Linked DNA regions of Homo sapiens: region 1 is linked to region 2. Evidence: chromatin loops called from intact Hi-C (ENCODE). Cell type or tissue: psoas muscle. All regions are shown on one strand. Each heading gives the region's core, and the rest is flanking DNA. Links, peaks and the distances in the headings are about the cores only.

Region 1 (16,677 bases), core at 11,244-16,243, 60 kb after region 2:
AGAGTGCTCCACCCACATACACACCAAACCAAATATTAAGTCTCCCACAAAAGTCACATGTTGAAGCCCAAACCCCCAATGTGACTGCATTTGAAGACAGGGCCTACAAAGAAGTAATTAAGGTTACATGAACTCATATGGATGGGGCCCTAATCCAACATGACTGGTGTTCTTTTTAGAAGAAGAGACACCAGGGATGTACACACAGAGAAAAGGCCACGTGAGGACACAGCAAGAGGGCAGCCACCTGCCAGCCAAAGAGAAAGGCTTCAGGAGAAACCAGACCTGCTAACACCTTGATCTTGGACTTCTAGCCACCAGAACTGGGAGAAAATAAACGTCTGTTGTTTAAGCCACCCAGTCTATGGTATTTGTTATGGCAGCCTCAACAGACTAATATACCAGGTAAAGAAAGCTCCAAGAGAAACTTCAGGAACTAGACACAGGCCCTCTGGTTTTTATGGAACCCAGGTGTTGATATCTGACTCTCGCTGGGAGAAATCTAAGGGCTAGTCAGAGTGAGCAGGGCAAAATAGGGGTACAGGGAGGGGGATATGTTGGGAGCAAAAGGCATGTCTACTGCCAACCAAATAAGTGTGTGTGTGTTTCCTCTGGTCACAATGTGGCTGCACAGAAGCAGCCTGTCTAAGCTGGAGGAAGTGAAGTTTAAAATGAGACAACTGTCACTTAGCCACAAAGACAGTAAAAAAGAAATAAAAGAAGAAAGGATCTGCAAAACAACCAGAAAATAAGTAACCAAAGGGCAGTAGTAAATCCTTATCTGTCAATAATAACCTTGAATATAAATTAATTAAATTTTCCAATTAAAAGACATAGAGTGGCTGAATGGATTTCAAAAACAAGACCCTGGCTGGGCGCAGTGGCTCATGCCTGTGATCCCAGCATTTTGGGAGGCCAAGGCGGGTGGATCATAAGGTCAGGAGATGGAGACCATTCTGGCTAACACAGTGAAATGAAACCCTGTCTCTACTAAAAATACAAAAAATTAGCTGGGTGTGGTGGTATGCGCGCCTGTAGTCCTAGCTACTTGGGAGGCTGAGGGAGGAGAATTGCTAGAACCCGGGAGATGAAGGTTGCAGTGAGCTGAGATTGCACCGCTACACTCCAGCCTGGGTGACAGAGTGAGACTCCAACTCAGGAAAACAAAAACAAGCAAAAAAAAAACAAAAAAACAAGACTCTGTGTTGGCTACAAGAAACTCACTTCACCTATAAAGACATGCATAGACTGAAAGTGAAGGAATGGAAAAATATATTCCATGCAAATGGAAACTAAAAAAGAGCAGGAGTAGTTATACCTATGTTAGAGAAAGTAGATTATTTTAAAGTTAAGAATGGCTTAAAGACAAAAAAAAGGCCATTATATAATGATAAAGTGGCCAGTACAGCAAGAGGATATAACAATTCTAAATATATATGCACTCAACACCAGGGCACCCAAATATATAAAGCAAATATTCATAGACCTAAAGGGAGAGGTTGACTACAATACAATAATAGCAGAAGAGTTCAACACCCCCACTTTCAGCAGTGAACAGATCATCCAGACAGTAAATCAACAGAGAAACATCAGAGTTAAGCTGCACTCTAGGCCAAATGGACCTAACAAACATTTACAGAACGTTCCATCCAACAGCTACAGAATACACATTTTCCTCAACACCACATGAAGTATTTTCCAGGATAGACCACATGTTAAGTCACAAAACAAATCTTAAATTTAAAAAATCAGTCATATCAATAATCTTTTCTGATCACAATGGAACAAAACTAGAAATCAATAACAGAAGGAACTTTGGAAAGTATGCAAAATCATGGAAATTAAACAACATGCTACTGAATAATAAATGAGTCAATGAAGAAACGTAAATAGAAACTTAAAAATTCCTTGAGACAAATGAAAATGGAAATAGAACATACCAAAACCTACGGGATACAGCAAAAGCAGTTCTAAGAGGGAAGTTTAGACCAGGTGTGGTGGCTCACACCTGTAATCCCAGCACTTTGGGAGGCCGAGGCAGGTGGATCACTTGAGGTGAGGAGTTTGAGACCAGCCTGACGAACATGGAGAAACCCTGTCTCTAGTAAAAGCCAGGCATCTCCCGTGTAGCCGGGCGCATGCCTGCATGCCTGTAATCCTGGCTACATGGGAAGCTGAGGCAGGAGAAATGCTGGAATCTGGGAGGCAGTTGCGGTGAGCCGAGATCACACCATTGCACTCCAGCCTCGGCAACGAGAGCGAAACTCCATCTCAAAAAAAAAAAAAAAAAAAAAGAGGGAAGTTTATAGTAATAAATGTCTATATCAAAAAAGTAGAAAGATCTCAAATAAGCAAGCCACCTCAAGGAACTAGAAAAATAGGAACTAAACCCAAAATTAGTACAAGAAAAGAAATAACAAATATCTGAGCAGAAATAAACAAATCCTTAGCTAGACTTACTAAGAAAAAGAGAGAGAAGATCAGGTGCGGTGGCTCATTCCTGTAATCCCGACACTTTGGGAGGCTGAGGTGGGAGGATCGCTTGAGACCAGGAGTTCAAAGTTTCAGGGAGCTAGGATCACTCCAGGAATACTCCAGTTAGGAGCACTCCAGCCTTGGTGACAGAGCAAGACCCTGTCTCAAAAGAAAGCAAAGAAAGAAAAGAAAAGAATAGAAAACCTGAATAGACCAATAATAAGTAATGAGATTGAAGCAGTAATAAAATGTCCCCCATCAAGGAAAAGCCCAGGAACTGATGGCTCCACCACTAAATTCTACATAACATTTAAAGAAGAACTAATACCGATTCTTCAAAAACTATTCCAAAACATTGAAGAGAAGGGAATACTTCCAAAATCATTCTACAAGGCCAGTATTACCTTAATACTAAAACCACACAAGGATACAACGACCAAAAAGAAAACTACAGGCCAATATTCCTAATGAATATAGATGCAATAATCTTCAACCGAACACTAGTAAACCAAATCCAAAAACACATTAAAAAGTTCATTCATCATGATCAAGTGGGATTCATCCCAGGGGTGAAAGGATGGTTCAATATAGGCAAATCAATTAACATGATACGTCACATTAACAGAATCAAGGGTAAAAACCGTATGATCATTTTAATAGATACAGAAGAAGTGTTTGATAAAATGTAACATCCTTGATGATAAAAATGCTCAACAAATTAGGTACAGAAGGAATATATTTCAACACAACATGACAAAGGCCACGTATGACAAACCCACAGCTAACATCATGCTGAATGGGAAAATGTTTAAAGCTTCTCCTCTAAGATCTGGAAAAATATAAGAAAGTCCATTTTCACCACTCTTATTCAACATCATGCTGGAAGTCCTAGCTAGAGCAATTAGTCAAAGAAATAAAGGGCATCCACATTGGGAAGGAAGAAGTCATATTGCCCCTACTGGCAGATATGAATATATATACACATATATACACATATGTATGTGTGTATATATATATGTATATTCTCAAAGATCTCCCCAAAAACTATTAGAATGAGTAAGTAAATTCAGGAAAGTTGTAGTATACAAAATCAACATGGAAAATTAGTAGCATTTCTATATACCAATAACAAACTATTCGAAAAAAAATCAAGAAAGCAAATCCATTTACAATAGCTACAAAATAATAAATTACCTAGGTCTAAATTTTAGCAAGGATGTAAAAGATCTCTACAATGAAAACTATAAAACACTGATGAAAGAAATAGAAGACACAAATGAATGAAAAGATATCTCATGTTCATAAATTGGAAGAATTAATATCATTAAAATGACTGTATCTACAGATCCAACACAATCCCTATAGAAACACCCATGGCATTCTTCACAGAAATAGAAAAACAATCCTAAAATTCATATGGAACCACAAAAGACTCCAAGTAACCAAAGCGATCTTGAGAAAAAGAACTAAGCTAGAACAAAATTACAGTTAGATAGGAGGAATAAGTTCTGTTACATTAGCAGGGTGATTACAGCTAATAGCAAGGTATTATATATTTTAAGATAAGTAGAAAAGAGGATCTTGAAAGTTATCGCCACAAAGAAATCATAAAAGTTTCAGTGACTGACATGCTAACTACTCTGATTTGATGATTATACAATGTGCACATGTATTAAAGCCTCACACTGTATCCCATACATGTACAATTTTTATGTGTCAATTTTAACAACATTAATAAAAATAACACAACTTTAACACTACTACACACTTAGCAGAATACCTCAAGCTAAACAAATGGTAGGAAACCAGGTGCTATCACCAACGTGGAACCAACTACGATTCTCATAAACTGCTGTTGGGAGTATAAATTGGACAAAGTAGTCCCCACTTTGGAAAACCGGCAATATCTCTAAAGCTAAATGTATACCTGTTCTATGACCCCACAATTCCATTCCTGAGTATATACCCTACAGAAATCAGTGTATATGTAAACCAAAATAAACATATAATAATATTCACAGTAAAACAACCCTAATGTCCTTCAACAAAAGAATTGATAAACTCAGTATATTCACACAATGGATTAAACAGCAAAAAAGGAATGAATCATGAATTAATCTCTACAATATTAAACAAGAAGTCAGATGCAAAAGGCTACATACTATATGATTCCACGCAGATGAAGTTAAGAACAGGCAAAACTGCTCTATGGTGACAGAGGTCAGAGTAGTGGTTACCTTTCTGAAAGTGGTTGATATTGACTGACTGAGAAGGCATATGAGGGAGCCTCCCAGGGGCCAGAAAATGTTCTATGTCTTGATTCAAGTGCTAGTTATATAGTTTTTCAGATATGTGAAAATTTAGCAAGCTCTACGCTTGATATTTCTGTTTCTTCACTATTCAAGTTACATCGCAATTTAAAAACATCAAATATTAGATGAGAATTTGAGTTATTTATTATCACATTGGATGTATTATGTGACTAGTAGTCAAACTTTTCACCACTTAAGAATAACCGGGAGATCTTTTTTTTTTTTTTTTTGAGACGGAGTCTCGCTCTGTCGCCCAGGCCGGACTGCGGACTGCAGTGGCGCTGTCTTGGCTCACTGCAAGCTCCGCTTCCCGGGTTCACGCCATTCTCCTGCCTCAGCCTCCCGAGTAGCTGGGACTACAGGCGCCCGCCACCGCGCCCGGCTAATTTTTTGTATTTTTAGTAGAGACGGGGTTTCACCGTGTTAGCCAGGATGGTCTCGATCTCCTGACCTCATGATCCACCCGCCTCGGCCTCCCAAGGTGCTGGGATTACAGGCGTGAGCCACCGCGCCCGGCCTAACCGGGAGATCTAAGAGACCTGCCTAAAATTTTATTCCCATGGGGAAGAGAAGACAAGTCTGTTAAGTGGGTAGAAAGAAGCTGTAAGAGAAGAACAAGAGATGATGGCTATTTGCATCCCATTGAGTCCAGCCCATTCAATAAATGTGTTATATATAGAAGGCAGTGGATTTTGCTTGAGATTCCTTGAACAACAAATAGTGTTTTCTGAGCCTGCCAGTTATTACTTAGGTTTCTGTTTACTATTCAGTTCCAAAGATTAACTCTGATGTGATGACATGGGAACCATGGTTCACACTGACATCAGCAGTTTATTGACCTGTGTCTAGTGTTAATATCCAAAAACATTGTGAAAGACAGAAGTCCCCCTGCTTAGCCCAATGAGATCAACATTAGCCACTGGCTGACATTATCCAACTAATGATTACAACAGACTGTAACTATTCATTCTGACTAACATAGCACTTTGCTAGATAATACTTAGATTGGCTAATTACCAACTATTAAGCCTATTTTTTATGAAGTTATAGGAATATACTTACATATATATGCATATGTGTGTATACATATATATTTAAACATTTTACTACTTTAGCTTTACTTTAGATTCTACTCTAGCTTTTATTTTGGGTGACTCCTGGTTTAACGTGACAAATTTACCACCTTAATACCATCAATTATATATTTTTAATCTTTTCCTCTTCTTTTCCTCTTAAAGAGTATAAAGGTATACATCAGGTATAAATCCACAGAGAATGGAAGAGAGAATATTCACAAACAAAAGATTACAACACATTTTTCTTTGAGATGACTGAACTGTAGAACCCCAGGGATGCAGGCCTACCAAAGGATGGGGTGGAGAAGGCTCTGGAAACAGGAGGTTCACTGATCCAGAACAGCAGGATCCCCAGCCCTCTGCTCCACACCACACACATGTATCACTAGGAGCCAGCAGCTACTTCTCAGGAAAAAGACTGGAATGTGGAGATTCCCAGTGGAACAACCTAATAGCTCCCTTGGTTACCCTGTAGAGAGGCCTGCTGATGGACAATGTTGTCCTACTCAAGTCCTTTCTCTCTTTCTTTCTTTCTTTCTTTCTTTCTTTCTTTCTTTCTTTCTTTCTTTCTTTCTTTCTTTCTCTCTCTCTTTCTCTCTCTCTCTTTCTTTCTTTCTTTCTTTCTTTCTTTCTTTCTTTCTTTCTTTCTTTCTTTCTGTGTTTCTCTGTCTCTCTTTCTCTCTTTCTTTCTCTCTTTCCCTCTCTCTTTCTTTCTTTCTTTCCTTTTTGAGACAGAGACTTGCTTTGTCACCCAGGCTGCCACGATCTTGGCTCACTGCAACCTCCACCTCCTGGGTTCAAGCAATTCTCCTACCTCAGCCTCCTGAGTAGCTGGGATTACAGGCGTGCACCACCATGCCCAGCTAATTTTTTTTTTTTTTCAGTTAAGACAGGGTTTCACCATGTTGGCCAAGTTGGTCTCAAACTCCTGACCTCAGGTGATCCACCTGCCTTGGCCTCCTAAAATGCTAGGATTACAGGCATGAGCCACTGCACCTGTCCTCAAGTCCCTACTTTCAATGTGCTTTCCCACCCAACAGCCAGCACCTATGGCTCTTTTTGGGAGGGCTGCACTTGCTTCACCCTTTCATGTCAAGAGCCAGAAATACCTGAGAATTTATGTCCCCACCCAACAGACCCCCTCTCTTAACTGAAGACTGACAGGTATGGAGTATGAAACACCAACCCCATAGATTCAGGCAGGGACAACTCTGAGGCTGACTTACACTCCAGAGCTCCCCCACCCCACACAGGATCAGGCTGAAGCCCCTCTTTGCAGTATTTTGTTTGAATGAGAGCATACCCTTACTTGACTTCTTCCCCTTCCCTTCCCAGTTTTTCCTAGGAGCATCTCCTTAATAGAGCAGCACATATACACACAAACCCTCTTCTTGGTGTCTGCTTCTGAGGATTCTGACCTAAGACATCTGCAAAGCACACCAACTTATACAGACCTTCTGGCCAGCTTCAGTGTCACAGTCCTACATATGAAAAGACAATCAACGATAAGCAGACTGTGCTAAAAACCTCCAGCAGGGAAGGGAGTGATCAACATAAACAAAAAGATGTAAACACTGTAATTCCCCAAGTGGGAGAAGCAGGAGATGTGATAGGAGAGGGAAAAATTAAACTCAGAAAGAGTAAAAGATTCACTGTACAGATATCATAATAAATGACACCTGAATCATCCACTTTCATATGCACATTCTCTCTACTTCATCAAGGGGAGCCACATTCCACATGAGAAGCTGCAGACGGGTTGATAATTGCCTACCCATCACATCACCATGCAGTCCTCTCTAAGCCTGCCCTCTCCACATCACCCCATCGCCTCTGCATCCATCCACTAAAGGTAATTTTGAAAACAGTCTTTGCACTGCCAGTAAGTACCATGTTGTGTTTCACAGGGAGCAGCTTAGACATAATAGCAAACAAAATCCTGAGCCTCTCATCCTCCACTCTTCCCCAAGCAGGTTTCAAATACCTCACATGACTTAAATGTATAATGATATGCACTTTTAACACTGGCTTAAAATTCTGTCTTTAGGACTAGACATCATCTACCATAGCAGTAACAATTTATGTCAAGTCAAAGTATACTTTATAATTTATTTTACATGTGTCATGGATCTCTCTTCCAGGTTATGGAAAATTAATATATTTTGGCAGGCTAAAATACTTAAGCACTCAACAGAAAGCTGACTTAATTGTTCCTTTCCTTAACAAATTTTAATAAGGAGTAGATACTGTTAGTGATTTTGGTCCCAAGCTTTTAATATATTTATTTCTTCCCACCCCTTAACTACATACCCACGTGCACACACTTACACACAATCCTTATTATAGAGTAACATATTGATCATAGACTATGTGGAATACCACAAACAGCCCTGCCATAATTCCAGCATACAGTTTCTGTCCATTTTGAGAAGAAATGTCAATTTACATATGTTATAATAATTCCACTTCCAAGTCTATACTTATTAAGAAGAAAAACAGGAGGTATGTTCAAGGCTTTGCTCTTAGAGAGATGTGCATGATTCCTCAATACATGGTAGGGAAATACAAAGATAAAGTACATTCTATGAGGTCCTCTTTATTTATAGTCAAATGCATGGAGTTCTGGCCCCCATGTTAAATTTTGGGGAAAGCATATCACCAAGGGCTGCTGGCAGCTGAGGCATGAAACACTTCAGCCGGTTCAGAGTTCCCTATAGTGGCAGGATACCCAAGGGAGCAAAGCTAAACATCTGGCCACTTTAGTTATCATCTAACAAGCGCTTTTCATGCTGAAATGTTGGTTTTGTTTGTCTGTTTGCTTTTCCTCTCTGTCCTCCCTGACATTCTTTTCCTTTTATGGTTAATAACAGAGGGGGGAAATACTTTAAGGCAAGAATCTCAAAGCCTTATATTTAATCACAAAATCTTAACTCAATCATTCCCAAAGCTTTACTAGAGAATAGGTGGAATTTCCTTTAAAGATGAAAAAACAGGAAACATACAAAAGCAACAGATTTTTAATCCTGATTTACTCAATAAATATTTCTTGGGCATATAGAATATACATGTGGGGGGCATACTATACATATGCTATTATCTTTCTCAGTGTTAAGGGAGATGAAAAAATGAGTGTGTGGGTGGGTGCATATTTTGAAAGGACAAGAGAGATGGAAAAGATGAGCATGAGCTGCTGGAATCCAGAGTGGTACAAAGCACTGTGAGAGTTTAGATCAGGGGTCAGTAAACTGAGGTCCGTGGGACAAATCCATCCCACTGCCTGTTTGTGTACTGCCTTGGAGCTGAGAATGTTTTTTATGTTTTTAGATGGTTGCAAAAAGTTAAATGAGAAATCAACATTTTGTGAAGCAAAAATGATATGAAATTTGAATTTTAGCATCCATAAACAAACTTTGGTTGAAATACAGTCACACTAATAGGTTTACATATTGTGTACAGTTGCTTTTGCACTACAAGGGCAGAGTGGAGGAGTTGTGGCAGAGACCATATGGCCCACAAAACCTATTTACTACTAGCCCTAAACAGAGAAAGTTTGTCAACTTCTGGTTTAGAGGAAAGAGACACTAGCTATTAGAACTAGGTAGGGAGTCACTTTCGTTCAATGTCATGATGAAGGAAGTGAGACATCTACCTTACTTTTCTGTACCCTTTCATATTTTATTTGACCCCAGCGGCCCTGTGCAGGAAGAGATGGGAAGGGCAGGTTTCATCATTTCCCCTTTTGTAGCTGGAGAAGCTGAGGCTCAGACCAACCTGGAGACTTGTTCACTGTTGATGGCTAATTATGGCAGCACTGTATTCCAGCTCATTCTGAGTCCTTGCCACCCCACAGGGCCAAGAATGGAGAGATGTCGGTGCAACAGTACTATGGTCTGAATGTGGTTCATCCCCACAAAATTCATGTTGACATTTAATCCCCAATGTGGCAGTATTGGGAGGTGCATGGGTCATGGGGGGTGAATCTCTTATGAACAGATGAATGTCCTCCTGCAGTGATGAATGAGTTCTCACTCTTGCAAGGATGGAATAGTTTCCTAGACAGTGGATTGTTAAAAAGAATCTGGCTTCCTTGGTTTTTCTCTCCTTTCCTCTTTCACCATGTTATCTCTTCGCACACACTCGCTGTCTTTCCACTTTCCACTATGAGTGGAAGCAGCATGAGACCCTTACCAGATGCAGCTGCCTGGTCTTAAACTCTCCAGCCACCAGAATTGTGAGCCAAATAAACTTCTTTTCTTTGTAAGTTACCCAGCCTCAGGTACTCTGTTATAGCAACACTGAATGGACTAAGACAAACAGTAACACACACACACACACACACACACACACACACACAGACATCCCAAGTAGGATGAAGGCATCATAAACAAGAGAGTCAAGATGGGGCAGTGGGGATGGGAAGCTACTGCTGGGCCCAGAGGACAGAATAGACTCCAGGACCAGCAACTGTCTGGGCCCATTCCTGTGCCTAGACCTGAGGCAAATCCCCTTTGTCCTGTTTTGTAGCCACTGAGGAACCTCTGAGAACCTCAAAGTCCAATCTGCAATATAAGTTCTCTCCTGATGTGGTTATGAAGAGTAAATTAGGTCATTATGAGAAGTAAATGAGTTAGCTGTGTACAGTACTTAGCGCAATGCCTGACACTTTGTAACTTGTTTTTAGTCACTGGATGGGGAATCTGCTGAGCTTTTAAAAAAGGAATTTATGTGTACTTTGATAGCTAGCCTGCCATAAAGAACACAATCATACCTGAACATAAGATTAGGTTAAGCTTTCATATGACCTAATACTATGGAAACATTTCATCTGTAGAACAAATTCTAGCTCCTTTAGGAGAGAACTCTTCCAGGTACTAGCTCAGGGAAAAATGATTCTTATATTTTCAAGTTATTTGGAAGGGAAGTGGGCGTAGAAACTATTTTCACATCTGGGAAGAAATAATATTAGGTTAAAATTTAGAATTAAGTAATTTAACTAAACATCCAGAACTCTAGAGGCTAAGAGACAGCAGCTAGGAAGAGGGGCAGGAAGAGTGAAGGACAGGAAAGAATCGTGAGGAACCAGCTCAGCAAGGAGGTTGTGGCCCAGTGACTTGACACGGTCCCCACAACCCAAGAAAGCCACAGATCTAAGAACAAATCTATTCTTCTTACTCCACTTTCCCTTTTCCACACTAATGTAATTTCTTCTTTTGGAAACAAAATGTCTACTCAAAAATAAAGTTTCTCTCTGTGATTACTGCATCATTTGTCCATACCACCAAATATCCAAATATGCTAACAATTCAAAAAACGAAAAAACAACTTTTGACATGAAATTATTTCATACTATAAGAAAATAAACACTCTTCTGATAAATGTAATACAATACAGCAGTGTTTTCTAAACTGCATATTAGGGTTCACCAATGCAGAGATTACTTCAGTGGGTTGGCAAACATACAGAACAGAAGAGAATAGGATAGGAAGCATCAGGGTGGATTACACATAATAAAGGACAAGTATTGTTGAGTGAAACTTGTTTCAGTGATGTATGTGTGTGTGTATATGTGTTTACACACATTCATCTATGTTGCTAGCCTATCATCTAAATTGTGTTCTCACCAGGAATCATGGCCAAAAGTGTGTAAAAGCCACTGCAACAGAATGCAACCCACTTTAGTAAAGTCCAGTATAAAAGTCCAAATTCACTGAATAGCCAATGTAGGGGGTAATTATTCTTGTTAAGTGGAATTTCCTTAAATGACTCTAAGCTCGTCCTCTGCTTTTAAAATATGCTACAATTTACAAGAAAAAGGAATTTATACATACTTTGGCAATTATCCTTCTTTAAAATAAAGTGTGCCTGTTAATAAATGCAGAATTGATCTCGAGATACAAAATTTATCAATAGTCAGAAACATAACGATTACATTATTTGGAATGGTGGCCAATTAATTCCATTAGGAAATAAATCATTGCTGTATTTGCTGTATTTTTCATACAAATTGTATGCTAATTAATCCACATGGAACAGAAGAGGAGGCTGAAAAGGAAACTTAGTGTGTAGGGATTGGTTTTGCCACCATACCTTGACAACCTCCTGTGATCACTTTACATATACAAAAAGATGAGATTCTGTCCTCCAAAATGTGTATTTCAGAAAAGAGAAAGTTGCCTTATGTATAAATGCTTACAAAGTCTCCCATATTGTGGGGTATTCTCTTAATTACCTTCTTCTGAATGCCAAAAACCCTGTTACCTCCAAGATAACAGAAATTGAAAGCCATGTAATTCACTAATGCTGGATGTGACGGCAACTGATTTTAAAGAGAGAAACCATGAAAAAACATATTACCTGGTAAGACTGCAGATTTCATGAAAAGGAGTTGTGTGTTTCAGAGGTTACTTAAGAACTATTTGGAGAAGATAGCCGGAAATAAACTCAATCAACACAAGATAGGGATACTTCTGAAGGCTATGCAATTGAAAGAAGATAAATGACTGAATGAATACAGAGTAAAGGAGGCCATGATTTTAACACCAATTGAAGTAAATATTCCTGGGAAGGAGCTTTACAATTGCTTGTCTTGGATGTCTTTACACAAGACATACAGAAGTGCTGGGTTGCAGAGATCATAAATATACTCCTTTAGGAAGAAAGGATAAAACAAACGTTCTTACATTAAGTGAATGAGCACACAGGGTTTGGAATAAAGTTTGTGGTGGTAGCATCATACAGAAACTCAAGAAGTACTATATCTCAAAAAAGTTAGATAGAAATGAACATGACAAAAGTGGCCTAATCATGACAAAGACTCTAAAGTCAAAAAAGTATGTGAAGTATTTGAATAAATGATTTCATAAAATGTGAGAATGGAAGGATGTCATATTTCTAAATTAATAATTTTATATAATGTGACTTCAATTATATGAAAGTAAACTAATAAATTAAACATAAGTAGATACTTCACTCTTTGCCTATATTCCTAGAATATGCATATTCAAGTTGACATAAAGTCTTTTTATAAACGCTCTTGTTGGAAAACTGAGGGCCACCCTATAACAGAGCGTATCTTACACATGAGCATATATAGTACTCTGCACCTCAGATAACTGAGGGTGGCCAATAGTTGGCTTGTGAGTGAACAGAACTGCAGGCAGTTGTCACAATACATTAAAATCCCTAAATTAAAATAACTGCCATCAAACCAATTATTATCTGTTAAAAATTCTTTATGATACCTCTGTGCTGTGTTAAACAGGGGTCCCATGTCCACTTCTGAGTTCAGCTATAGCTGTATCGACAGTCTCCAAATACACTGACAGTTTCCCACTTCCACCTGGCTCTGCCTCTCTGCTTCTCTGCTCAAGAGCTTTCTTTGGTGTCTCTGGAGCTTGCTCAGGCTAATCTTAGCAGCCCTAAAGTACTGAAGATTTAATATCCCTAGGGAAATGGTGGATAAAGACCCCACTTTCTCCACTGCTTGGTGGACAATCCTAATGTGCAGTCTATATAATGCCAGCAGAGCCAAGCCTCAGCTGCCCACCGTGGTAACCTGCTCATTAACTCACCTCTTAATGGGCTTTCTTCCCTCTCCTGTGTCATTTTCTCCATTCTCTCACTTGTGCTTCTTGAGGTTGTCTCTCAGATAAACTATTCTGAACTCAAGTCCTCATCTCAGGGTCTGCATGCATAAACTGCTTTAGCATCCTATGGCAATTCTGTGTCCTGTTTGAAAAACAGCTACCTATCTGCAGAAATCAAGGTAAACGAGCTTTACCCTCATTCTTTACACCTGAGTTACTTAAATCTTTGGAAATTTCTCATCAATTCCTCTCCGTAAGTATTTGATAAACCCTTACTAATGCAGAGAGTCAGTCTGTGTTATAGAGTATACCCAGATGAACAAAACAAAGTTCTAGCCTCAAGGATCTTATACTTGAGAATGGAACATGAAACAAGGAAGAAGAAAAGAGAGCAATATTTAAAGAAGATTCAGGACACAGAAGAGATGTAAGTTCCAAGGAGCAGAACTACTTCCAGCTGACTAGTATTTCATCACTACCCAGACAGAATCACGCTTTGTTTTCTGATGTGATCTCGGCTCACTGCAACCTCTGCCTCCCAGGTTCAAGCAATTCTCCTGCCTCAGCCTCCCAAATAGCTGGGACTACAAGCATGCGCCACCATGCCCGGCTAATTCTTGTATTTTTAGTAGAGACAGCATTTCGCCATGTTGGCCAGGCTGCTCTCGAACTCCTGACCTCAAGTGATCTGCCTGCCTCAGCCTCCCAAAGTGCTGGGATTACAGGCATGATTGTTTTCTAACTTAAATACATTTGATTGAGGATATTCATCTTTATATAAACCCAGTACTGATTCATAGGTCAGCCCAAATACAGTAGATGGTAATACAGCCTTATGGGCAAACAATTGAAAATGAAAGGCAAAGCATTTTATTGTGAATTCCCTAAGTGACTGCTCCAGGTAAACCAAGGAAACCAATAAGGTTTCCCTGCTGTCCCTTGAGGATGCCAAACATGTTCTTATCCAGCCTTTTCATTTTTGATATCCTCTCTGCCTAGAAGACCCTTCCCCCAAATATCTGCAGGGCTCACTACTTCACATCTTTCAGCTCTTTCTGCTTAAGGTCTTCCCTGACCATACTATATAAACTAATGTCACCCCCCACCCACCCACTATCATCAGTCCATTGCTCTCTCTCTTTTATTCTTCGTCATAGCACTTACCACCTGGCATATTATGTAATTACTTATTTATTTATTTTTAATCTCCTTCCACTAAAAGTTCTGTGATATTAAGGACATGCCTCCCCCCACCCCATATTCCTTGCACCTAGAATAGTTTCTGGCCCAGAGAAAGTGTTCAATGAGTGTATGTTGAAGGAATGAATAAATTTCATCATTAAAACCTCAAAATCACCACTCATTACAGTTGAAGTTCCATAAACTCACCTGGAATCATGACATAATCCCATAACTCAAGGATCTAAAGGGTTCACAATCATTTTGTGAAAAATGTGGGGTTTTTAAAAATAAAGCTTCAATGTATATATCAGGTATGAATAAATAGTTTTAATGCTATCATAAACTTGCACAGGCCATAAAAGGCAACTCATTCGATGTCCATTGTGTAAGAATGAAATCCTGAAATTTAAAATTTTAGATACTGTTGCTAGCTTACTTAAAAAAAGTTTATTCATGTATTCATGTGACAAATGTATATTGAATGCATATGATGGGTATGGTATTGGGCGAGGTGCTATATTTGATTTTTCTTTTGAAAACTGACTTTACATGTACGTCACTGTAAAACCATATTCTACCATTACAGATAGAAAAAGCTCATCCTTTAAAAAAACACTTACATTTTTCCCCATTGTTTTACTATAAACTTCTTAAAATTTAGCTCAGATCTCTGAGAGAGAATATTTACAGGAAATACAAGTGGAGTCTTTTATTTGGATAATTTTAAAGGTAAACATTCTCCTCTTTTTACTGCATTTAAGGGAATGAAGAACCACTGTATTTAGTGAGATTAAATGCTCACTATACAAAAATTACTTAAGTAGTTGTCAAACTCCAATTATATAGCGTTAATTGGTTTCACTACAAATTCCTGCTTTTCAAACACATGAGGTCCTCATGGTTGGGTAATGATCTTTTATTCACTCCTAATTGACTCACTGCTCTGTTTCCACAATGCCCACAAGTCTTTGTCATTCTACTCCTGGCTTCAACCTGCCCACCTCTCTTTGACCTCACTTAAAAGACTGTGGCCAAATTCCTTTCTTTCCACCTCAAAATTCCTATGCTTCTGTCTCAAAAGAATCCTTCCTTTGCTTTCATCTAGTATCCTCCCATCTTCTTGAAGACTTAATTCCCTCAATTGAGCCTCTCCCTTACATTTTCAATCTCTTTTTCCCTCAATGGATTGTTCTCCTCAGCTTATAAAGCAGGCTCAAGTCTTCCTATACTAAAAATACCACTTTCCCTCTACTACACCATTGTTGTGATATATCATACTCTCTCTCCTTCTCTTTTATCTCCCAACTTATTGAAAATGAAGTCTGTTTTCACTGCTTTCCATTTCCCTTCCCCCACGCCTCCCTTCAACCCTTGCCCCTGGCTGCCACTTCCACCTACCACAAAGACAATCAAGGAAATCCAAGAGTCAAATCCAATGGCTTTGCCTTGGTTGCACCGTCACCCATGGGGTGTGCTGTGTGAGTGACAGGGGCTCTCCTCACCCCTTCCAGCTTCCATGACACTGTACCACTTCACTTCCATCATTTTTCTCCAATTGCCCCTTGTTTAACGTGGTTCCTGTCCTCTTCTTTCTCTTTCCCCTCCAACATACAGACATCCCTCAAGGATCCTATCCTTACTTTTGCTTCTTCTTTCTTCATTTTCTTTATCAGTGATTCCTGGGATATGAAAATCGCTCCTAAGCAGATGACCTACAAATCTCCTGGTAGCTCTAACCTCCCTCTGTATTCTAGTCCCTTAACTTGGACAAGCCTGTCATGCTCAAAAAGAAACTTCTCTCCTCTTCCTTATCCTCTGTTATATCTTCTTTCTGAAAATGACCCAACTGCTCTCTCAGCTAAGCCTGACAATGATCTTTTGGCCTCCCTTTTCCCTTCCTCACTTTCCAGTGACTGTTCAAGCTCCTCAGATAATTCCCGCACACCACCTCTTAGGTGTGTTCCCTTCTTGCCTCCCACTGCCTCTTTCCATCTTTCCCCTACTTTGACAATAGAGTCTATCTGGTCTCCCTCCTGCCAGCCTTTT
Region 2 (16,677 bases), core at 6,290-11,289:
TTGTTTCTCTTTTATATAAAAATCCAGATTATGGCTAGCATAATAGTGCCAGCTATATGAGAGCAGACAGCTTATCCTTGCATCCAAGCTGGAGCTGCAGCCATCACACCCATGTTCCGAGCATGTTATTAATAGAAAGAAGGGTGCACATCATCCTTTAAGAAGACACCCCCTCTCCTCCACAGATGTTGCATTCTGTTTACATTTCATTGACTAGTACTTAGGCAATCTTCCCTATTCTGGTGCCACATATCCAACTAAATATTGGGAATTCTATACATCTAGAAGCAGAGGGCAGATACTAAAGGACACGATCTATCTTCTGTTGCAGTCTATCTTCAGCCCAGTCAACTGGTTGAAGGCTTGGATTATCTGATTTTCTGCATAGGTCTTCCTAAAACTAGCAGATTAGAAGTGGATGTGAAGACACCTTGAAAAGTGACAGCTGAAATGGTAGTGGCTACTGAATTACATGCAGCAGCTCCCAGCCATTTAGTGGGGGTGCAAATCAATATTTACAGTGCAACACTGACCTTGGTTATGGAGGAAAGGTTAAATTATGTTTGGCACATTCTGCTTGAGGCTGAAGGGACTAATACATTACAGAAAGATTCCCATTGACATGGGTAAAAGTTTTAAAAGACATTTAAAGTTGCATGCTTTATCAACTGAGAAATCTACTTATTTCTCCACATCCTCTCCAGCACCTGTTGTTTCCTGACTTTTTAATGATTGCCATTCTAACTGGTGTGAGATAGTATCTCATTGTGGTTTTGATTTGCATTTCTCTGATGGCCAGTGATGATAAGCATGTTTTCACGTGTCTTTTGGCTGCATAAATGTCTTCTTTTGAGAAGTGTCTGTTCATGTCCTTCTCCCACTTTTTGATGGGGTTGTTTTTTTCTTGTAAATTTGTTTGAGTTCATTGTAGATTCTGGATATTAGCCCTTTGTCAGATGGGTAGGTTGCGAAAATTGTCTCCCATTTTGTAGGTTGCCTGTTCACTCTGATGGTAGTTTCTTTTGCTGTGCAGAAGCTCTTTAGTTTAATTAGATCCCATTTGTCAATTTTGGCTTTTGCTGCCATTGCTTTTGGTGTTTTAGACATGAAGTCCTTGCCCATGCCTATGTCTTGAATGGTAATGCCTAGGTTTTCTTCTAGGGTTTTTATGGTTTTAGGTCTAACGTTTAAGTCTTTAATCCATCTTGAATTGATTTTTGTATAAGTTGTAAGGAAGGGATCCAGTTTCAGCTTTCTACATATGGCTAGCCAGTTTTCCCAGCACCATTTATTAAATAGGGAATCCTTTCCGCATTGCTTGTTTTTCTCAGGTTTGTCGAAGATAGGAACACTTTTACACTGTTGGTGGGACTGTAAACTAGTTCAACCCTTGTGGAAGTCAGTGTGGCGATTCCTCAGGGATCTAGAACTAGAAATACCATTTGGCCCAGCCATCCCATTACTGGGTATATACCCAAAGGACTATAAATCATGCTGCTATAAAGACACATGCACACGTATGTTTATTGCGGCATTATTCACAATAGCAAAGACTTGGAACCAACCCAAATGTCCAACAATGATAGACTGGATTAAGAAAATGTGGCACATATACACCATGGAATACTATGCAGCCATAAAAAATGATGAGTTCATGTCCTTTGTAGGGACATGGATGAAATTGGAAATCACCATTCTCAGTAAGCTATCACAAGAACAAAAACCAAACACTGCAAATTCTCACTCATAGGTGGGAATTGAACAATGAGATCACATGGACACAGGAAGGGGAATATCACACTCTGGGGACTGTGGTGGGGTGGGGGCACGGGGGAGGGATAGCATTGGGAGATATACCTAATGCTAGGTGACGAGTTAGTGGGTGCAGCGCACCAGCATGGCACATGTATACATATGTAACTAACCTGCACAATGTGCACATGTACCCTAAAACTTAAAGTATAATTAAAAAGTAAAAAAATTAAAAAAAAAAAAGAGAAATCTACTTGACACAGCACACCTCACTCCAGGTGGGCAGGTAATGACAGGTGTGGTCCTTCTGGGTCCCCAGTAGACTCTTTAAGGTGGGGGTGGTGGTGATAGGAAGCAGAGGGAAGGTGGCTCTCCTCTAGGTCCCTGCATCTTGAACAGAACCTGTATCTACTGAATGAATAAATAGACAAGGTTGGGGGCTCAAGATCCAGCTCTGCCTAAGGGCCTACAAGAGGACAAGGTTCTTGTAGGAATAGGAAGCAAGATCCACCTGTGGGGAGATGGAAAAGGTATCCAGACTAGCCTTGGGCCTGGAATACACCAGGAAATGGGTTTCAAGTTATAGTCCGCCATGAAGGAAGATTCTTGAAAGTCCAAGGATCAAGCTTTCTAACTTGATTTTGTTTTCAAGTGCTTTTTTTAGTTTATATTTCATTCATTGTTAGGGTATTTTTACTGCATTTTATAACTGTCTCAAAGTATCTTCAAAAATTAGTCTAAGCCAGTCACAAAAGGACAAATATTGTATGATTCCACCTATATGAGGAAGCTAGAGTAGTCAAATTCATAGAGCAAAAAGTAGAATTGGTGGTAGCCAGGGGCTGGGAAGAGAGGGAAAGGGGAAGTTGTTTAACGAGTTTGGAGTCTCAAGGTTACAAGATGAAGAGCTCTAAGGTCAGATAGTGCAGATGGCTGCACGACAATGTGAGCTGTGCACTTAATAATGGCTAAAATGGTAAATTTTATATTACATATATTTACCGCAATTTTAAAAACTAGTCTAAATTTTAATTGCATATATTAGAGAACTGCATTTCATTCCAACTGTCAATATTTGAAAAAGTGTTTTAGTCATTGCCTTTAACAACTTTGCAAATACTAGAAGTGGTTTTAAGCATTTCTTATTACTCATTCACAATAGTCAGTGTTCCCTCTGGGTCCTCAATGGGACTGAGGAGTTCCCACAATGTTCTAGGTGCTGTTCCTAACTGACTCACCAAACCAATTTCAAATTGTTCGGTAAAACACTCTCACATACTCCCTCCAATGCCAAACCACTCACCAGCACATTTAAACAAGCTTGCCAAAGTTTGATAATTCAAAAATTAGTAATTCATCAACCTAGTATCTACTGAAGTAGGGATTATAGAACTTTCACCAAAATTCTCTGAAACAGTGGTTCTCAAAGTGTGGCCCCTGGACCAGTAGCACCAGCAGTACCCAGGAATGTGTTGAAAGTGTGAATTCTCAGACACTATGCAGACCTCCTGAATCACAGCCAGAGGTCTGTGTTTTCCCAAGTCTTCTAGAGGATTCCGATGCAGACTAAAGTGTGAGAACCACTACTCTAAGGAGTCTATGGCTGCCAAATGTTAAGAACCAGCACATTCGCTCGAAGGGAGAGGACGATCAGGAGGCCAAAGTAAGTTTCTTTCTGGGGCTTCATGCGTTTTTACAAGACTGATTCAAAACAAGTCAAAGGTTCACTTTGCCCGGTAGCGTTTCTGCAAATATCTGATCTGAATACAGCCCTCATCTCACACCCAGAAACATGACCAAAGCTGCCCACACTAACTTGCTGTTTTGTCTAAGGGGAGCAGCTGCTATACTCCCTTCTTTCTAATCTGTTGCCTCCCTGGTAATGACCAGGAAGAGAGGCTATTTCAAAACTGTGCCTCCCATAAAAATTGGGACTCCTGTTAACTCCCCTCTCTCTGCCTTCAAGGAAATGCAAAGAAGGCAGGGAGAGCATAGGCTGTGGCCAAAAACAATTTCCGCTGACTATGGTGATGGCGATTCTGCAGAAACAGCACCATGGTTTAGGACCAGATGACCTTACTTCAAGTCCAGCTTCTGTCTCTTAGTAGCTGTGTGACCCCGAACCTTTGCTTCCTCATCTGTAAAATGGGAGTGGTATGGTTTTTGTGAGAGTTTGAAAAGATGTAAGCAGAAGCTCTTTATGAGAAAGCAGCCCCATGGTGACAGCCCAAGTCTAGCTCAACCACTTATCAGCTATGTGTAACTTTAGGCGAGTCTCTTCGTTTTTAAAATAGGGATGTTGGCTGGGTGTGGTGGCTCACATCTGTAACCTCAGCTTTGGGAGGGAGGTGGGTGGATCACCTGAGGTCAGGAGTTTGAGATCAGCCTGGCCAACATGGTGAAACCCTGTCTCTACTAAAAATAGAAAAATTAGCTGAGTGTGGAGGTACACACCTGTAATCCCAGCTACTCGGGGGGCTGAGGCAGGAGAATCGTTTGGACCTGGGAGGTGGAGGTTGCAGTGAGCCAAGATGTGTCACTGCACTCCCGCCTGGGCAACAGAGAAGACTTCGTCTCAAAAAATAATAATAAATAAATAAATAAATAAATAAATAAAATAAAATAAAAAATAAATAAAATATAAAAATAAAATAGGGATGTTAACTCATCCTCCACCTGGGAGGCTTAAATGAGATAATATAAATAAACAGCATAACATACTTGCTAACACACAATAAAAAATTCACAAATGTTTAATGGTAGTAGTAATAAAGCTTATAGCTATATAACTATCAGGTATCCCTAGTATAATTTTAGAATACAAAAAGAAAAGTTGATAATACAAGAGTATGTGCAGCAGATTCACATATTTTAATAACAAACAAGATGCAGGCTATTGAGATCATTTGTTTATTGTGAACAAGATAGAATAATTACTTTCCAGGAAAAGTTTCAAACACAAGAAGTTAATCTATTCCAAAGCCGAAAGAGCCTTAAACTCCCTTTTTGATCAGGAGGTCAGTTTTTTATTTCTCTCAACATAGTTGAGATACAATAAAGATAATATTAATTAGTATTCATGTAATAGTAAACACTCTTTTCAAACTAATTTCATATCTATCATTTGAGAGAAAATACAAGAAAATTGCCTGAAATATAGGAAGATATATTTTTAGAAGTCTACATGAACTTGTGCTAAAGAGGATGTAAAACCATTCCCACCACCATAACCTGCCTTTGCTGACTTGAAGGACCATAAAACTACTTGTTGGCAACTATTAAGTGGGTAAATTACATGAATTCTGACAAATCCTTGCAGATTAGTTGTCATAGTGTAGCTAAATGTTTCAAGAGATGGCATTAATCTGTTTTGACAAAGTTTGCTCTCTGCAGAGTAACAGATTCATAGGGACTTTAAACTGATTTAACAAGAGCATAGAATGAAAGAGTTGGAAAGATTGGAACCGAGACTGCCTGTGACAGAGGTATCTCCTCCATATTTAAAAAAATGTTCAAAAAGCATCACATTGCAGTCTCCTTTGGCAGTGCTTGAATCAAACAATCTCAATAGACAGGAACTTACTTTTATTTCTGACTCAGAAACAAAACTACTTTCCCGAAGAGAGTCTACTACATTTTCCCCTGTATTCCAACCCCTTCTAATACCAAACAATGCTCAGGCTCCATGGGCAACCTCAACTTCCTAAACTCAAAGATTTTTAACCAGATAACTACCAAGCCACACAATGAGTGACACACAGACCATGCTTTGAGAGAAACATTTACTCAGATGATTTGGTATAGAAAAACAACCATTCATACATTCAAAAGATATATTTTTTAAGCACCAACTATGACAATGGATAAGGCATATAATTTATTAATCCCTTCTTTTTTCATGTATTCTCTTTTTGCAATTTAAAAAAGTGAGATATAATTAACATTCCATCAGATTAAACCTTTTAAAATGTATAATTCAGTGGTTTTTAGTATGATCACATGGTTTTGCAACCATCACCACTAACTCAATCCAGCACATCTTCATCACCTCCAAAAGAAAACACATACCTGGCGGGGCGCGGTTGCTCAAGCCTGTAATCCCAGCACTTTGGGAGGACGAGGCGGGCGGATCATGAGGTCAGGAGATCAAGACCATCCTGCCTAACATGGTGAAACCCCGTCTCTACTAAAAATACAAACAATTAGCTGGGCATGGTGGCAGCCGCCTATAGTCCCAGCTACTTGGGAGGCTGAGGCAGGAGAATGGCATGAACCTGGGAGGTGGAGCGTGCAGTTTGCCAAGATCGCGCCACTGCATTCCAGCCTGGGTGACGGAGAGAGACTCTGTCTCATTAAAAAAAAAGAAGAAGAAGAAGAAAAAAGAAATCACAGACCTATTAGCAGTCACTCTCATTCTTCTATCTTCCACCCCAGCAAAAACTAATCTACTTTCTGTCTCTATAGCATTCTTCATTCTTGTTATTTTTGAGCACCTACTTGGCACCAGGCACCACTTTAGGCCCTGGGGGAGAGATTGGGAAACAAAATAGGCTATGAGTCTCCCCAGTGGAGTTTTTATTCTAGTGACTGCCTACATTTCACAAAATGAAAAACATTACATATTTAGAAATATAGAAATACATGCAAGAAAAAGAATATGCTTAATCTGGCAAACAAAAAAATACATACACACACATGACCATGAAAATATGCAAAACAGAGTCAATCATCTTTCTTATCAAAAGACTTTTGGCAGCAAATCAACATGTGGAATTTTCCCCTTTCTTTCCTTCTCCTGGTCCTCTGGGAGGGTAGTAAGGATGAAACTAAATAGCTAAAGAGAAAAAGACAAGTGATGCATGGCTGGAACCAGGGGCAAACGGGACAGTTAGCTCCAGAAGAATCAAAAGGTGTCTTCTCATCTTGCATTCACATGCCTTATGCCACAAACCACCATCTGAGCCCAATCACTGGCTGAAGACCTCAGATTTAAAACCAAAATAATAAATTTCTGACAAAGGCAAAACCGTCATCCAAAATGGCAGGTTACAACCAAAACTTCTGAGCCCCAGTCAATGATACCTTTATTTTAGGCAGAACAGGATAATGCAATTTCGCTTTGAATTTTTGGAAGAAAGAATGTGTGTAAATCTTAGAAGCTCACTGTAACAGGCTTTGCAGGCTTTGACCTCTTGGATGTGAAATATCCTGATCAGCTCACACTTCAAAATTTTTGCTGAAGCTCAGACAATCACTGCTCCAAAGTGACCAATCCCTGCTTTTTCTGTTATAAACTTGCTATAATCCCTAAGAGAGATAGTACAAAAAGTACATGGATATTGCCATATCTTTATACATAAATACTTCCCAATTTTATAAATTCAAACATAGGTCTACAGCTAAAAGTAAATGAAGAAAGAGAATTAGTGATTAAAGTGAATCTGTGAAACAGCTTCTTTGTTTGGCTCTAGTAGGCCATAAGGCCAAAGTGTTTTGGGTAACTAGAATAACCTTATAATTTATCATCCAAATGAAATACTCTTGAGAGTGAAAGCAGGCATCATTAACAATTATGCTGAGAGAGCAGACATAAACCTGGACAGTGCCAGACAAATGGGAATAGACGGACGGTCACCCTATGAACGAACATCATGCCCTCTCTAACAGAGAACGGCCTCTTCAGTCTGCCCCAGATTCTAGAGTCTAGAGGAGAGATCAGATACTGCAATATTACACAGTAGAAAATGCTAACTATTACAAAAAGAGAATCACTTATGATTGTTGTTTAATATTCCCCGGGTAAGCTCAAGTAAGCTTGAATTCTAAAAGCTTTTTAAAAACAAATCTGGAAACGCTGTACAAAGCAGTGTATAGTGAGGACAAGTCTCAAATCAGTAAGTGTGAGTATAATAGGTCAAAAGAAGTTGTTAGACAGCGTTTGTGGGGGGGTGTGCACATGAGTGTGGGCACGCATGCACACACTTGAGGGTAAGTGGAGAGGCACATGAGTGTGGGCACGCATATGAGGGTAAGTGGAGAGGCACACGGGTGTGGGCACGCATGCACACACATGAGGGTAAGTGGAGAGGCACATGAGTGTGGGCACACATGCACACACATGAGGGTAAGTGGAGAGGCACATGAGTGTGGGCACACATGCACACACTTGAGGGTAAGTGGAGAGGCACATGAGTGTGGGCACACATATATGAGAGTAAGTGGAGAGGCAAATGAGTGCGGGCACACATGCACACACATGAGGGTAAGTGGAGAGGCACATGAGTGTGGGCACATGCACACATGAGGGTAACAGGAGAGGCACACGAGTGTGGGCACACATGCACACACATGAGGATAAGTGGAGAGGCACACGGGTGTGGGCACACACATGAGGGTAAGTGGAGAGGCACATGAGTGCGGGCACACATGCACACATGAGGGTAAGAGGAGAGGCATATGAGCATGGGCACACATGCACGCACATGAGGGTAAGTGGAGAGGCACACGAGTGTGGGCACACATGCACACACATGAGGGTAAGCGGAGAAGCACATGGGTGTGGGCACACACATGAGGGTAAGTGGAGAGGCACATGAGTGTGGGCACACATGCACACATGAGGGTAAGAGGAGAGGCATATGAGCATGGGCACACATGTACGCACATGAGGGTAAGAGGAGAGGCACACGGGTATGGGCACACATGCACACACGTGAGGGTAAGTGGAGAGGCATGACAAGGAAGGAAGAGGTTGGAATAATTTCATTCTTTTACAAGAATTAATGAGAAATTCTTAAACATGCCAATTCGGTTATGACTCACACAAAAACAATAGCTCACGACTACAAAACATAAAACAGAATGATTTGGGGGGTAAAAACAAGAGTTATAACCTTTCTCCTGCCCTTTAAAAATATTTTCAATAAATCAAAGCCATAACTAGTTTTTGCCAAACAGCTCATATTTATATAGAATTTTACCCCTGTAGAGAATTTTTCTCTGGAACAATGTTTCTGCACTTGAACGATGGTACTAACCTCCTTTACAGTAAAAAAAAAAATTATCTCAGGCCTCCCCAGAGCAAACTAAAAAGAAATTATGCATAAGATTATAAATACCTTGTTTCAAGCTCTTATACAGCTATAAAATCAATATAAATTTATAACTGATAATACCAACAAACCTACAAAGCCAATAATCTGCCATGCAACATATTGTTGAAATTAGCTTTTCACACCATAGCCTGGTTCTTCCAAGAGTGGCCTCCCTAGTCTATGGCATATCGTGTGATGACTCAATGCTCCAGCCACTCTCTTCTATTCAAACTCTACGTGCAGCTTTTATTGTCACAAATGTTAGCTTACGTTGTCATTTGGTCTTGGCTGTAAGGCATCATTTATAATTAGATTCACCTGTGCCCTTTGAGCTGCTGACTATTAAGGGAAAGCCATTTGATGCCAGGCACTAACAGCCACATGTCACTGTAGACACTGAAACCTCACAGCAGCATTTGTGGTCACCCAGAGAGTCCAGAACACGCTTACATTAAATTTATTTTTAAATCATCAAACTGAATTTCACTAGTTACAAGTTCCATGAGGTCACAGATGTGGGTTTGTTTTATTGACTGTGGTATTCCCAGCACTTAGCAGAGTACCTGTAAATAGTAAGCAATCAACATGTATTTATCCAATGAATTAATGATTGAATTAATGCATGGAAAATTCTCAAAGAAAACTCATGTAAACATAAGAAACACATCCCTGGTCCCCAGTCTCCTAGAACCTGAAGGAAGAATATAGGCAGAGTCCTGCCAACAGGCTTAACAAGTGAATATACACACAAAAAGAATCCACTCTCATACTCACTAGATTTTATACCCAAATCACTCTGAAAAGAGCACTAGTATGCAAGCAAATACTGTTCTTCCTCAAGAATATCAGTGCAGCCAAAGAGGGCTCCTTGCCCTCTGTCCATTAGCAGAGAATTGCTTTTGATAACGAAACCCAACTATGGCAAATGGCGGTGCAATGGAGCAACAGAGAAGGTAGAGGGGCAAGAAGGGAACTAGAATATGTGACATTAGCACCTACTGCAGGCCAGCAGGCGTGGTGATAGGAACTTGATATCTGCTGCCTAGTTTGAACTTCACAAGAACTTTACGAGGTAGGCTTTATTGTATCGCCTACTTTTTTACAGAGAAAGAAACTGATGCTCAGAGAAGTTAAACAAGGTTGACACAGTGAGTGAGGGAGCTAGCTTTTTTTTTTTTTTTTTTTTTTTTTTTTTTGAAATGGAGTCTCGCTCTGTCGCCCAGGCTGGAGTGCAGTGGCACGATCTCGGCTCACTGCAAGCTCTGCCTCCCAGGTTCACACCATTCTCCTGCCTCAGCCTCCCGAGTAGCTGGGACTACAGGCGCCCACCACCACGCCCGGCTAATTTTTTTGTATTTTTAGTAGAGACAGGGTTTCACCGTGTTAGCCAGGATGGTCTCAACCTCCTGACCTCGTGATGCGCACGCCTCGGCCTCCCAAAGTGCTGGGATTACAGGCTTGAGCCACCGTGCCTGGCCGGGAGCTGGCTTTTTAACCTTGCCCTCTCCAGTTAAAGTCTGTATACTATTCTCAGGCCATGCTGCTTCCTAAAAGAAGTGACACATGGCAATAAGAGGGCAAGAAAGCAGGTAATAAAAAGGCAGATGAAGACATTTCCTGTCCTGCAGGTAACTGGATACATTAAAAAATACAATCATATTGTCCCATTTATTTCTAAGAGATACAGCAGAAGTTCTTTTAAAGAAACCCCCATAATTCTGGCCAGAATTGTATTTGCTTCACAAATGAGAAGTTCAGCCTTTAGTTTGTCTGTTATTATCTCTTTGGGTTGAAAGAAGAGAAGCAGCAGTGTATTCGTTTGTTCTCACACTGCCAATAAAGACATACCCAAGACTGGGTAATATATAAAGGAAAGAGGTTTAATTGACTCTCAGCTCACATGGCTGAGAAGGCCTCACGGTCATGGCAGAAGATGAAGGAAGAGCAAAGGGATGTCTTACATGGTGGCAGGCAAGAGAGCTTGTGCAGGGAAACTCCCTTTTATCAAACCGTCAGATCTTGTGAGACTTATTCACTATCATGAGAACAGCATGGGAAGGACCCGCCCCCATGATTCAATTACCTCCCACCAGGTCCCTCCCATGACACATGGGAATTATGCGAACTACAATTCAATACGAGATTTGGGCGGGGACACAGACAAACCATATCAAGCAGCATCTACCATTACTGCTAGGACTGGCAGATTAGCACATTTACAGTTTTTTTAATTCAAGCTTCCTCTAACTTTCAAAGCTAAGCTTTACCCTATGCACTTTGAATAACACGCTGTAGTACTCATTCATAAATAAAACCACATATTTTCTTACATTTTTCCCAAATACTTTGTATTAACTTTTGACTTACTAAAGTAAAATATTAATGGGCAAAAACCAGTCCGTTTGGGCCAATAAATGGCTGATGGGAGGTAAGACTAACTAGTGTTTAGATCCAGCTGTGGCTCCAGAGTCAGATTACTTGGGCTGGAATCTCAGGGTTGTCTTACTGGCTGTTTGATAGGTTTCTTAGGTTGGTTAAGCCTTAGTTTCCTTATCTATAAAATGGGAGATATTACCAGTACCTCTCTCAGAGGGTCTTTGTGAAATCATGCATGTAAAGCACTTAGCTCAGTGCCTGTCACATAATAACAGCAAAATAAATGCCAGTTATTATTATTAGATTATGCCTAGAAAATATTAGCGCTAACAAGGTGGCACAGGATGGAAACAAGCCACATCTACTATTTTTACACTACTCTGATCACAATAGATTATCACGTTTACTTAATTGGAAGTGCATGATACTGTAAAATATCCTACAGCTAATTCTTTTTATATGCAGTGGTATTCCCCCAAGAACACTTAGTCCCATATTTGGCAAAGAAATCACAGAATCTTCTTAATTACAATGATGAACACTGTTGACTGCAAACTCAGTCATAACATATAGAAGTGTTTACTAAGGTGGAAATGGCCACAGTGATAAACTAATGCACCCGTACCAGATTAGGTACATCTTAATCCATCTGGTTTACTATTTATTTGATTGAAAGGAATTTTTGAGTCTATACCATCATCAAATTACTCAAAAGGAAAGGGGGAGTAGGTGAAGCAGCAGACCTATAACGAATATTCACTGTTGTTACCCAGATATGAAAAGGCCTAAAAGGAAAATTCAAAGACAAGAATGATGGTAGACTGAGGAGGGAAGAGGGACCACTGCTTGGATAAGCCTTATTGAAGGCACTTGCTCCCAAAAAAACAGTATTTATGACATGCTACTTCAACATAAAAGAGGGCACAAAGGAACATCTGTAAATACTGTTGCCTTTAAGAGGCCCCCCTTTGAGTCCCCTTCTCCCTCGAAGTGGTGATAAAGTCTTAGAGGGTAATTATATGCAATTATCTAAAGCAAACTGAATTAAAGGGCACCCATACTGAGAAGTTGGTTTTGGTCACATTCCTATCAAGTACACTTTCCCAACTTTGAGCCCTAATTTTCTGATGTTTCCATCAACCTCTGTCCCTCCTCTGTAGTAGGTGTGGCTTTTTTCCACCCTGTGCCGTCTTGTTAGCTTTAATATTTTCTAGACATAATCTAATAACCATCACTGGTATTTAATTATCTCATATTATGTGTAAGTAGGTGATATCTAACATGGTACATAATCTGCTTTTAACCTAAAACATCAGTTTAACCAATAACTGTGTGCTGTATATGTGACAGACTGGGCTAGGCACTATAATGACTACAAAACCAAATTAGATGTCAATTCTACTTATTCATTAACACGATTTTTAAATGCTCACACTGATTCCTTCTGGGCATTGTACTTGGGAATGGGGTGGGGAGAAGATGCTAAATAAAAGAATCATAAGATTGTGAAACTTTTCAGGATCAAAATGGAGTCACTTATGTTTAAGAACCTGACAAATAGAGCCAGGGGAGGACATGAAGGGAGGGTTTTCATGTGCAAATGCCTAATAAAAAGAGCTATCATAAAAGACCCTGAAAAAACACAACTTTGCACAAAGGCCATACACAAAATCCTTCTGCAAGGACATCTGCCCAGCAACTTCCCATCAGCCTTGGACTGGTGCTACCTTTGTTACTGATCCTTGTAGCCAAGAATAGTTATCTCAAAACAATTATGTAATTCTCTTACATTTCCTTTAAAAACCTTTATTTTCCTTTACCTCCATGAATATGCACATGGTTTACTATGGCACATGTATTCCCATTGCAATGCCTAATACCAAATAAACATTTTCTTTTAGAGTCCACCTCTCTGCTATTTAGATTGATGAAAATGATATCAGAAATGGGATCAAAGTGAGCTCACTTCAGACAAATGTGCAGCCCCTAGAATTGAGTGCAGTACCACCAGCTAAGCCCTTTGCAATGTCCATTTCTGTGAGTCACCTTTTCTGCCCTGCTGAGTCTCCTTTCAGATTCTTGGTCTCCTTCCCTTTGGTGAGTTTGTTGTTGTTGTTGTTGTTGTTTGAGACAGGGTCTCCCTCTGTCACCCAGGCTGGCGTGCAGCGGCACAGTCATAACTCACTGCAACCTCAAATTCCCGGGCTCAAGTGATTCTCCCGCCCTGGTCTCCTAAAGTGCTGAGATTACAGGTATGAGCCACCACATTGGACCTTTGGTGAGTCCTTATTGACTTAACTTGGGATCCGATCTGATTATAAGGCCACCTTAAATAAAGAACCTTGGGGCCAGGTGCAGTGGCTGATGCATGTAATTCCAGCACTTTGGGAGGCCAAAGCAAGAGGATCACTTGAGGCCAGGAGTTCAAGATCAGCATGAGAAACATAGTGAGACTCTGTCTCCACAAAAAAATTTTTTTAATTAGCTAAGTGTGGTGGTCCATGCCTATAGTCCTAGCTGCTTTTGAGGCTGAGGCTGGAGGATTACTTGAGCCTAGGAGTTTGAGTCTACAGTGGGCTAGGATCCTGTTACTGCAGTCCAGCCTGGGTGACAGAGTAACACTCTGTCTCTAAAAATAAATAAATAAAGTACATTGTATCCTTCTTGGGACTATAAAAGTATTTTTGTTGTTGTTGTTGGGGAGTAAGCCCTTTCTGGTATACGAACAATGTCCTTCTGGTTTGAGTATTCTAGGTTCCACAGAATTTACATTTTGTCAGGTTCTGTATGCCTAGTTTAATATTTTGCTTGATCTTCACACCTGAGTTAAAATTTTTATGGGCACTCTGATTTTGGTTTTGTTTTGGTTTTGTTACATGTCTGTCAATGATCTGACTCATTTTTCCTTTGCTTTTTTCTGAACATCTCTTGAGAGCAAAAAATAAACATTACAAATGGTGGGTGCTACATGGCCAATGAAAAACTACTAAGGCAGTCACCATCATCTAAAACACTGGTCCAAACTCCCTAATAGAAATTATCAGATTTTCTTTGCTCTCAAGAGATTAATAAGAAACAGAATGAGATTCTCAAACATTAAGGCATGCCAGGTTCTCCAGGACTCCTGCCAGCTACAAGGCTTTTCCTCAGGCACATTTTAAAATCAATGGTCATAATGTGGATCATTCAAACTCCCCAAGCTTGTTTTTTCTTAGAACTGAATTAAAAAATGCAATCAACTATACAGTTAAAGGTAGAGCCTTCTAAGTTCTTTTTTTTTTTCTTTCTACTTTGAATCTGCTGACTTTTCTGCTGGTGTTGAGGTAAACTCACTGCTTATGGGATGCCAGTTGAAGTTTTTTGTTGTTGTTGTTTTAAGTCTGGAAGGGCTTTCAAATTAATGGCTTTACAAATCACAACAGCTTCATGGCAACCAACAATGTAGACACCTTTTGGAAGTGTAAATTCAGGTTTGTCTAACAACTGCTTAGACTTTCATATCAAACAGGTCAAAATCTTGAGCTCAGAGCAGTAATATAAGGTATCTCTGTCCGGGATAAAAATTGCTCTGTCTGACATGCAGGGACCAGAAAAGGAAAAAAAAAAAAAAAAAAACAAAAAAAAAACCCAAACCGGCTAAAATGCTTCCCTGCTCACACTGACTAGTCAGGCAAACCAGATCAACAAACAAAATATAGTGTTGTTACTAAAATATTCAAACCCACTGGGAGACTGTTTTTCTGATGCAATTCAGCCAGTCCTAGCTAAAACACAAATATTTGAATATCTAACCTTAAACTCATTTGAAACTGAAAAAAGGGGGTGGTGGGAAGTTAAAAGATTTTTTAAAAACCAAACTGGTTTATTCAAAATTTTGGTCCGCACTCTTCATTAGATTACCCATTGGAACAAATAAAATTTAGCCATGGGAACACGTTCCATTTTGTCAGAAATATAATTTGGATCCAACTGTCTTATCAACTAATCAGTTTCTATTGCTATGTTTTACTTCCTCATGACTAAAATTCTAAAAGGAAAGCTATAAGGTATTTATTTGTGTGTGGGTATGTGCATTGTGTGTTCACACATGTTGTGTCTACATGGTAAAACCTGGCATAGTTGGCCATAAATCACTTAAGTAATTCTATTCAGATTGGCTTAATGAGTGCTATATTAACTATATAGTAATGAACTCAAATGCTGTTTAGTTCACATTAGTTAAGTAAATAATTAACAAATAAGCTAGTTTTAAATTTGTTGATAAAATAAAAATTAAAATGTCTTCAGAATTGTTGGCATCCACTTTTGTCTGGTTTTGCTAATCAGATGGGATTATATTTGTGTCTCTATATATTTTAAGGTCATACAACTATAAATCCAACCTAAAAACAGAACAATTTTTGTGTAATTCTTTGATAAGTAAGACTAATATTGTTAGTTTAATGAAAACATCTTTATCATCTGATTTACCCACAAAATACCCATATATTTAAGGTTCTTATATAGGTGAACTCCAGATATTCACAGACTATAAAAATGGTTAACAGGGATATAACTTAAAATGATGACTAGTTTTGTATAATATCTCAGTTTTTATAAGTAATCTAGGTATAATTTTTAAAAATAAATTAGGGAAATGTAAGTGGGATAAACATTTAAAAATGAACTTTTCCTGTGATCTGAAATCTTAAAGTTATGTTAAACTAAGTGATAGATACTCATTAAATGTCTGGGTAAATTCCTAATAAAATACTAAAACATAAATTGCTGAACATAAATTCAGGATTGTTCTTGGATTCTCAAATTTTATACAAAGACTAAATATATTGGGTGTATTAAACATAAAAATTATGTTATAGGAAATGTTGCTAAAAATTATGAAATTGCTCTCATCTTTAAAATATTGATGAGGTGACAGTTCAAAACGTTTTGCTTCCTAGGTTTTCACTAGAAATTCAGGTTACTAAGAGTTTAAAATTCTAATTAACATAAAATTATGTATACAAAATGTACCAAAAAGATGTGTTTTGGTGAGAAAAATTGTAAGAAAAACTATGTTCTTTATTGAGAAAAAAAGAATAATTTTGTCTAAATTCAGAGGTCATTAAAGGTTACTTCAAAATATGGATTTAGGAAGGAAGAAGAAAGAGGATAGAAATGAACCAGTAAGCAGGAGATACGTGAAGAAAGTTATAAGTATTAAGATGTATTTGTGGTAAAGCAGGTTAAAAAGAAAAGTGAATAATTTTGTATAAGAAAATGTTGTGTGGTAGATTTTTGTCCTAACGTAAAATGACTGGTTATTTAAGAAAGAAAATGTATAGGATAAAACTAAAAGTCTAGCCTGTTGTCGAACATCTGTGTAAGTCATGAAAGGTTTGTGAAGGATGAATTTATGAAAAAAATTTGTGTGTGTGATCAAGTTGGTTATAATTAGAAGGAAATTATTTATGTC

What was found. A loop is a pair of places that touch in the nucleus more often than their neighbours do. Peaks named below come from ENCODE experiments on the same cell type or tissue, not always from the same donor. Only the 100,000 strongest peaks of a DNase experiment are listed, where the experiment ranks them.
Region 1: a loop joins it to region 2, with 4 times the contacts of the local background. A loop is called at or near these places in 4 of 110 quality-filtered maps.

Annotation. Positions count from the first base shown.
Region 1 is chr9:69,651,840-69,668,516 of GRCh38, forward strand. The region is part of intron 1 of APBA1 (amyloid beta precursor protein binding family A member 1); the gene reads right to left. Among named protein-coding and RNA genes, the nearest start is that of APBA1, 12 kb to the right of the region's middle. In psoas muscle, for the core only: no CTCF peak of the experiment used is centred there; no DNase peak of the experiment used is centred there.
Region 2 is chr9:69,596,468-69,613,144 of GRCh38, forward strand. The region is part of intron 1 of APBA1 (amyloid beta precursor protein binding family A member 1); the gene reads right to left. Among named protein-coding and RNA genes, the nearest start is that of APBA1, 68 kb to the right of the region's middle. In psoas muscle, for the core only: no CTCF peak of the experiment used is centred there; no DNase peak of the experiment used is centred there; H3K27ac peaks cover 618 bases.